Linked DNA regions of Homo sapiens: region 2 is linked to region 1. A link is an interaction called in ENCODE POLR2A ChIA-PET data of the cell type or tissue named here. Cell type or tissue: GM12878. All regions are shown on one strand. Links, peaks and the distances in the headings refer to the core of each region. The heading gives the core; the rest is flanking DNA.

Evidence for each region. ChIA-PET counts read pairs that join two places held together with the same protein. Peaks named below come from ENCODE experiments on the same cell type or tissue, not always from the same donor. Only the 100,000 strongest peaks of a DNase experiment are listed, where the experiment ranks them.
Region 2: POLR2A ChIA-PET joins it to region 1 with 5 read pairs; 1 of 35 experiments calls an interaction of 5 or more read pairs at or near these places.

What each region holds. Positions count from the first base shown.
Region 1 is chr11:19,522,801-19,527,193 of GRCh38, reverse strand. NAV2-AS4 (NAV2 antisense RNA 4) reads left to right here and starts at 3,116. Exons shown (of 4, transcript NR_033989.1): 1 at 3,116-3,308. It also overlaps a transcript of NAV2 not described here. In GM12878, for the core only: no CTCF peak of the experiment used is centred there; a DNase peak (open chromatin) is centred at 1,733.
Region 2 is chr11:19,230,446-19,234,838 of GRCh38, reverse strand. E2F8 (E2F transcription factor 8) reads left to right here. Exons shown (of 13, transcript NM_024680.4): 5 at 1-95; 6 at 318-479; 7 at 2,468-2,605; 8 at 4,005-4,208. The region is part of intron 1 of CSRP3-AS1 (CSRP3 and E2F8 antisense RNA 1); the gene reads right to left. Among named protein-coding and RNA genes, the nearest start is that of E2F8, 8.3 kb to the left of the region's middle. RefSeq lists an enhancer at 1,321-2,520. In GM12878, for the core only: no CTCF peak of the experiment used is centred there; no DNase peak of the experiment used is centred there; H3K27ac peaks cover 204 bases.

The DNA of each region.
Region 1 (4,393 bases), core at 182-4,181:
AGTATGGGGGAAACTGCCCTCATGATTCAGTTATCTCCCACAAGGTCCCTCCCACAACACGTGGGAATTATGAGAGCTACAATTCAAGACGAGATTTGGATGGGGACACAGCCAAACCATATCAAGAGAGATAAACAATAGAGATGGTGGGGGTGGGAGGGTTGGAGAAAGATGCCATAGCATGGAGAAATAAACCAACTCTCCCTCCCCAGCAGCAGCCAAGGAGCCATGAACCCCAGGGACCTAGGATGTCCTCAGGAATGTTGGCCTGAGAAGGAAAGCTGGGATGAAGAAGAATTACCACTACCTTACTCCCAAGGTCTGTGGGTACAAAAATGGTATTTTCCAGATATGGACTTTGTGTAACAGAAAGTTGGCCCAGGGAAGTAATGGACCTCAGCAGAAAGCTGGAATGAACTTCAGATTTCCTAAGGGGTTGCCAAGCCAGTGGTGGCCTCATGATCAAGTGCAATCAGCCAGGTCAGGGGACTGTAGGAGAGCTTCCCCAGCCATCCTGGGGACTCTGAGAAAGTGGGAAAGACCTCTACTGCAGAGTGGGTTTTAAATGTCTGCCAATAAGCACAAGCACACCAGGCAAGTAAGAACTGTCTTTCCCTCTTTTCCCCTTCTTCTTCATCCAATCCTGGAGTGTGCAGTGAGTAAACAATGGGTGAAAAAAGAACAGAGAAAGAGATAAGAGGCCAATCATATTCATTCCCCCGAGACAAGGCTGACTCTGAAGCTGACTTTAGAAAGAGAAGGGGAGAAGATTGATCTCCAATTCAAATGCAGAGTTGGAATTAGCACACAGGACTGGGAATTCCAATTACAGAACTGAGGCTGTGTTTTGTGACTTCAAGTTATGCAAGATATTACCTAACAGAGGACGAAAACATTGTGGGGCCTCTTTGAGTTTTCACTGCAGGGGAGAAGAAAACACTGAGAGACAAAAATGAAGTCATGTTCTGCTCATTCTAAGAGTTATGCTTGATTAAAACACAGTGAATCAGGAACCAGGAGGAGCTGTAATGGCCCTGGGGTGATTTTTTTAAAAAGACAAGGCAGAAAGGACAGGTCTGCCTTCGTGACACTGTGGCAGTAGGGCCATGTGTGGACCTCTCAGCATGATGCTGAAAGAGAAGGAAACCTTCTTCTGGGGCAACATTTCACAATGCCCACCCAAACCTTTGCACCTCCTGACAGGGAGGCGGGGAACATTATCAGGAGAGGTGGGACCTGTCCCCGAGACCTGGGCCTCCACCCTAGGATACACGTCCAGCTTCCCCTAAGCCTGAAGACTGGTTTTTCTGAACTACCAATCTCAGCAGGTCATCAGATAAATACCTGGGATTCCATATCAATGAGGGAGAAAGGTTAAACTTCCTCAAAGGAAGGGAGGGCAGGTAGGTTATCTCCAGGAGGCATTTTTTGTCTCCTAGATAAGAAAATGCAGAATGAGGGCACTGTTCCACGATGTGATAGGTATTTCTCCAACCACTTCTTCTGTGGGAACAAGACTATCCCCGCAGTTTTGCCTGCAACCCCCTCACTGAGAGAAGTGCCCACTTTGCAAAGATGGGCAGGTTCTCGCTGAAGTTGCTTCCTACCTCAGGGACTACCCAGCCTTCTAACCTTCTTCCCCTGCGTGGCTCCCTGGGCACACAGACTTGTCAACACCTTCGTAAAGAAGATGCGTGGTTTCCACATCACTAACGACAGACCGCAGTCCTCACTTCCTCTGCCTGCACCCCCTCTTCTATTTCACTCAGACCAAGTTTGGTGGCAGGCTCAAGGAAGCATATCCAACACCACTTAAGAAATTCATTCTAGAGTGGTTTGGGATTGGCACACAGCAAAGCCTGAGCATTTCTGATGATCTGAAACATGGTGTAGGAAAGGGGCCACTGGAGACCAACACGTGGCTTCAGCTCTGCCACCTACTTGCCATGTGTCCTTGGGCAAATCAGTGCACCTCTCTGGGGCCCAGTTTCCCCATCTGTCAATGACACAGGTTGGACAGTAAGATCCTTTCTAGCTCTAATGAACTCCAGTTCTGTGAAATCTGCTATGGCTTAGGACACACTGCACTTTAGCTTGAATTTATGACCCAGACAACTATTTGAACACAAATTTGATATTTCTTTTATGGAGAAATGAATGACATTCACAGGGTAATAACTAGGAAGCCATTTCAAACCCGGGATTAACAGGAAGAAAAAAACCCCACATCTCCAAACTTGCTAAATATAATTGTGTTTACACAACACTGATCTTATATGCCACTCTAAACACGAAGCTGTGTCTGTTAGCTGAAGTCAAAGGGCCTGGATATCACAATCCTAAATAACAATTGTAGAAAGCCTAGAAGCTTGTAAAGAATTAGCAGGAAAGAGACACCATCTCCTAGGGAAGTCCTTAGAGCTTAGGAAAATTTGAGAGTGGGGTGCTGGGACTTCCCAATGTGAAATTAATATCTTAAAAAAAGATAAAAACAATAAAGTCCCCAAACTTCTGCAAGCTTTCCAAGAGTCTGTTACAAGCCTGGCCCTTTTAGGCCCAGCCCCCCACCAAAGCCAGTACTGACGTCAGCTCACTGTCTCCATAGCCGGCAGCCCTGGGAGCTGAACTCACTAGATCAATGAAAACATCAACCATGCCAGACGTGCCTGCCCTGCTCCAAGCCTGCCAAGGAGCCAGGGGTTCAGGTGCAGAGCCGGGCCATCTGTCATTAGGCTCTGCTGTTAATTGCTGTGCTAATGAACAAGGTTTGAACTGGAGGCACGAAACGCACATGCAGATTTACACACAGCTCTGTAGTACTGTGTCCCATTCCCTGACAAGCTAGCACAGTCTCTTGGATGCAAAGGTAAAGGTGGCCAAGTGACATCACACACACAGACGTTGCATAACCCAACCAGCAGATACTCCAAGTGGCAGATGTGCAGAATTTTTCAGCTAGGTGCTCATTCCTCCAGTCATCCATCTACTCAACAAATACTGGCTTGGTCGTGGCCACCATGTCAAATGCCAGGGCTCCAGAGATGACAACAACAGGGTCCCTACCCTCAGGGGATCATATCCTACCAGGGGAGATAGAGAGGTGAACAAACAGGACAAATACAGGTTGACAAGTGCTAAGAGAGAAGTCAGAGGCTGTGGGAACAGAGAGGAGGAGTATCTAACCAGCCTGGAGTATCTGGAAGACTTCCTGAAGGAGGAGAAAACACCTGGGCTAAATCTTAAAGGAAGACCAGAAGCTACCCAGGGAAAGAAGTGAAGGAAGGCATTATAAACAGAGAGGCCAGGAGGTAAGAGAGAACTTCAGTGTCTGGGGACACAGGGAGTCAGATACAGGAGGCTCAGAGTGGGCGATGGGAGGTGAAGAGTGAAGACACTGGGGTATAGAGAGTGAGGATGCTGGAGAAGAAGGTGGGGTGCAGATGGTGACGAGTCCTGAAGAGCAATTGCTTTGCAAACCTTGATCAAGCTCTTGCAATGTGCAAACGATGGCATTAAGTCAATGTGGGGGCCCTTGCCCTCATGGCACATGGACTTCCTAGAGGAGAAAGAAGAAGAGTGGCTCGGAAGAAGAAGAAATGTCACCAGACTGAGTTAGTCAGAGAAGGCCTCGCTCTAGAGGAAGCAGAACTGGGCCTCCAGCTTCAGGCAGAACTTCAACAGGTGAGCCAGTGCCACCACCCAGATGTTTTGTGTATGTTGCCTCACCAAATCAATGATGACATGACATCTTCCCATTTTCCAGGTAGGGAAACTGAGGCCCAGAAAGCTTAAATAGTTTGGGAGCTGGGAAGTGGAACAGGAGGGATGCACTGTTCCTGACTCCAGAGCCTGTGCCCCATCCATTTCACCTTGCTGCTCCCCAAGGCTTTCCTGGTCAAGGGAACAGCCTGACAAGCATGGGGAAGGCATGTGAAAGGCACACAGGAGGACCGGGCAGGAGGCGGTTTTCACTGGAGAAGGGAGTTCGTGTGGAGGAGATGGGGGCCTTGGGTGTGGAGTGATGGTCAACAGAGCAGCACAAGCTTCAGCTTTGAAGTCTAGGAGCCCAGGGACAAGTGAGGTACCCTCTCCTGGCTGCAGACTTCTCACTGCAAAATGGGACCTAACACCTGCTTCCTCTGGATGAATTCTCCAATGAGAACCCAGTGAGATAATGAGTCGAGTGCTTAGGAGATGGCCTCATGCCTTGTGAGTCCTCAACTGTGGATGATATGATCATTTTAATCAACAGCCATCATTATTCCCAATAATAATAACTGCAAGTAAGACCCCGGAGGTAGGTTGGGGCTGGTATATGGAGGACGCTGAGCTCTAGGCAGCCATGCCATCAGGATTCTGTTGACATTGGGGAATTAAAGTGACAATTCTTAAG
Region 2 (4,393 bases), core at 185-4,184, 290 kb after region 1:
CAGTATAGAGGATCATATCATCAAATCAAACACTGGCCCAAATGGACACCCAGACATGTGTTTTGTGGAACTCCCTGGAGTGGAATTTCGGGCAGGTGAGAGATGGTAGTGAAAACTCCAGGCGGCATGGCATTTGTCCTCTGTCTAAGGAAAAGGTTCTGTGGAGAACACAGCTCTAAAGCTACTGCTGCCTTTAATGTTCAGATGCCACAGTTGTCAGCTGTATGATCAGGTGGTAGTATTTTTAGCCTTGTTACTTTAGAAGTCACTTGTCCCTTTATGAATTTTAATTCTCTAATCCTCATCCTTCTCTAAAGCTTCTGTAAACAGCCGCAAAGACAAGTCTTTAAGGGTAATGAGCCAGAAATTTGTGATGCTGTTTTTGGTGTCAACGCCTCAGATAGTAAGCCTAGAAGTTGCTGCCAAGATTTTAATTGGGGAGGACCATGTGGAAGATTTGGATAAAAGCAAGTTTAAAAGTAAGTGTCATGACTGCCATGGATTTTTGAACCTATTCTTAAACAATAAAATCTCAGTCGTAAACTCATTTCCAAATTAGGAAACATAGGTGCATAAACAGATCTTCTCTAATTATGTTTTTATATCTTCTCCCCAGAAGCCATGATAATATTGATTTAGCTAACTTGTTATGATACATAAGTATCACTACTCTTTTTTTTTTTTTTTTTTTTTAGACGGAGTCTAGCTCTTTTGCTAGGCTGGAGTGCAGTGGCGAGATCTAGGCTCACTGCAACATCTGCCTCCCGGGTTCCAGCAATTCTCCTGCCTCAGTCTCCGGAGTAGCTGGGATTACAGTTGCGCGCCACCACACCCGGCTAATTTTTATATTTTTAGTGGAGACGGGGTTTCACCATGTTGGCCAGGAGGATCTCGATCTCTTGACCTCGTGATCCACCCACCTCGGCCTCCCAAATTTTGGGAGGCCTCCCAAAATTACAGGCCTGAGCCACTGCGCCTGGCCAAGTATCACTACTCTTATTTGACACATTGCTTCATTTGATATTGTAACATTGTTCTCAAAAGTAAACACGGCCAGGCGCGGTGGCTGAAGCCTGTAATCTCAGCACTTTGGGAGGCCGAGGAGGGCGGATCATGAGGTCAGGAGATCCAGACCAACCTGGCTAACACAGTGAAACCCCGTCTCTACTAAAAATACAAAAAAATTAGCCGGGCGTGGTGGCGTGCACCTGTAGTCCCAGTTACTCAGGAGGCTGAGGCAGGAGAATGGCGTGAACCTGGGAGGCGGCGCTTGCAGTGAGCCGAGATCGCGCCACTGCACTCCAGCCTGGGGGACAGAGCAAGACTCTGTCTCAAAAAAAAGGAAACACTAGAAGAATCTGTTCTGTGTGAGCTCTAAATGAGAGTAAATTGTAAAGTGGGTCTGCACCCTGGTCTCCTTCCACTGATGCTGATTACAGAGGGTTTATAAATGACTCATAAAATTGTCCCCAGAAGTGACCTGCAGCACAGGTAGTCTGCCATTTTGAAAGAATGGTTTTAGCTAGATTACCTGCTCAAAATTGGGAAGGGACTGTAGATTGGATTCCTAACAAAAGAGCTATGCCCTCACCATTACACCAGACTTTGCAGGAAGGGTGTGGAAAGAAGTGCTCAGCGGATGGGGAGGAGCACTTGGCTCGGGAGATCGGGAGATCTGCAATTTCAGAAAACACGTCCTGATACTACTGAGGGGTTACTTGCCTTTTGTGAGTCACCGGATAGTTTTCATCTTTGTTTCACTGGTTAGTCATAGCCTTGAAAACTATTCCAGGAACTGCAGAGGTGTAAGTTACTGAATCCCCAGGGAATTCAGAACCTTCTGATATGGCTAGGAAGGAGACTCGATTTGTAATTTGTACTATCAAGATGGCAGTAAAAAACAGACTTTTTGTAACAAAACTCTTTAAGATATGTGAGGTTTGTCAAGTTCACAGATCTATGTTTTGCATGTTACATAGACAGTATTAAAAAATTACACATGTTGATGGAGTACAGAATTTTCCATGCTGCCATAGTAAATAAATTTTGTTATAAGCTATTACAAGCAGAAAAGCAAGACATTTATCACAGATACTTTTACTTCTCTGCTCATAAAATTCTTCTGAATCCTCATTAGAAGATACCCAGGAATGGTGACTTTATTTTTGAAACAGTCTGTAACATAGTTTCAGATAGGGTGATCTCATCAAGTCGTTTTTCCTTTGTCAACGTATGCTATTGTCATTTCAACATTGAGTACTAGCAGTAATTGAGTCTTTTAAATATTTAAAACTTTTTTATCTTAATTAAAGTTGTATCACCAGAAGAACTTAAAAGGAGGCAGATGTTTCTCTGTCTGACATTGATGGTTAAGACAGCTCTTAGAATATACATGAAGTCCTTCTGAAGGAAAATTCTTTGATCTTTTCATTATTCCATTAAGTGGTATATATACTTTTTTTCCCAGCAAAAATTAGGAGGTTGTATGATATAGCTAATGTTCTGAGTAGCCTGGATCTTATCAAGAAAGTTCATGTTACAGAGGAAAGAGGCCGAAAACCAGCTTTCAAATGGACCGGCCCAGAAATCAGTCCAAATACCAGTGGTATGTATTTTTTTCTTTCACCCTCTGCTTTATTATTTGTGTGTGTGTTTTTCTAATTTTTAATTTCCAGTGTGTGTTGTTCCCCTCCCTGTGTCCATGTGTTCTCATTGTTCAACTCCCACTTACGAGTGAGAACATGCAGTGTTTGATTTTCTATTCCTATGTTAGTTTGCTGAGGATGATGGCTTCCAGCTCCATCCGTGTCCCACAGAGGACATGATCTCATTTCTTTTTATGGCTGCATAGTATTCCATGGTGTATATGTACCACATTTTCTTTATCCTGCTTTATTATTTTGAATTAATGCACATTGGGAGATATTTTCCCTTCCCCTTCCTACTCACCGCCCCACATGGAAAAGATATATATGATTGAAAAGATGATTCAAGATGAATGGCAATATAGAAAGTTTGGCTACTGGCTCCATCAGCTAACCAAGATCCATAACAACCTCCCACCCTGTGTTCAAGAAGTACAATCTGTATGTGAAAGCATTCGGAAAGTTGAAAGCACCACAAAGCATAAAACACTATTGCTGCTATGCGGCACAGTGACCACAACAGAACCTGTGCCCATTGAGAATATGAAATGAGTTCACTCTGGTATCAAAGTAGATATTTCTAGCCTTCATCTTAACTCTGCGATGCTGACATTTTGCATTCTACCAAAGATCCCCACCCAGAATCATTGAAAATGACAAGAACGTGGGCCATGAAGACAGAGGGAAACTTAGGTTCCATTCCAAGCCCTGCCACTCTGGCTTTGCGGCCTGAGACAAGCTACTTCTTCGAGGATTAGTTTTCTCCTTGGTGAAATGGGAAGAACAATGGCACCTCAGTGGAGTTACTGTGATTTTGGTATAATCTCAGAGAGAGGTCCTTTCGTGCAGGAATTTGGAGTGAAAATTCCGGGGCCATATTGACCAGGTTCATATCCCAGGCCCACATGCTCCCAGTTGAGAGACCTTGAGCCAGTAGGTTAATGTCTGTGTGGGTCAGAGCTCTCATCTCCGACACAGGGCTGCATTTCTTGAGGAACAGTTACCTCATGGAGCTGTGAGGATCACCCATATTTCATCAGATCTAAGACTTCACTGATTGTAAGATGCACAATTCTTTCTATATCACTAAGAAAGAAAAATCACTAATAACTACACTCTAGCACACCACTGGTTATAAGATATAGTGCAGTTTCAGAAATGCTAATGTAGGAAATATTGTGTCTCAGAATCCATTTAATAAGATAAACAAGGCTTTCTCTGTAAAGCCCTTAGAACAGTGACAGGCACATGGTCGGTGCTCTGTAACTTGCCACTTTTATTCCTAAAATTGTTTTATTTCATATCCCAAAAGCCAACTGAGCCATCCAGGTTTTAATACACAGACGTTTTCTGTTTCAGGCTCCAGCCCAGTCATTCATTTTACTCCCTCTGATTTGGAGGTGAGACGGTCTTCAAAAGAGAACTGTGCCAAAAACCTCTTTTCCACACGTGGGAAACCAAACTTTACTCGACACCCATCTCTTATCAAATTGGTAAAGAGTATAGAAAGTGATCGGAGAAAGATAAATTCTGCGCCCAGTAGCCCTATCAAGACCAACAAAGGTATGTTTTCAGGAATGTCAGGGATCTGCTAGGAAGAATTCCCTTTTATCTCATTTTTTCAGCTTACTTGATCCTTGCAATAGTTGTCAGAGAATTATTTCAATATCTATATACCCAAACCCTCTTGAAGCCTAACTAATGTATAAATTTAAAAAGTCATTTGTGGGGTTTATTGTTTAATCGCT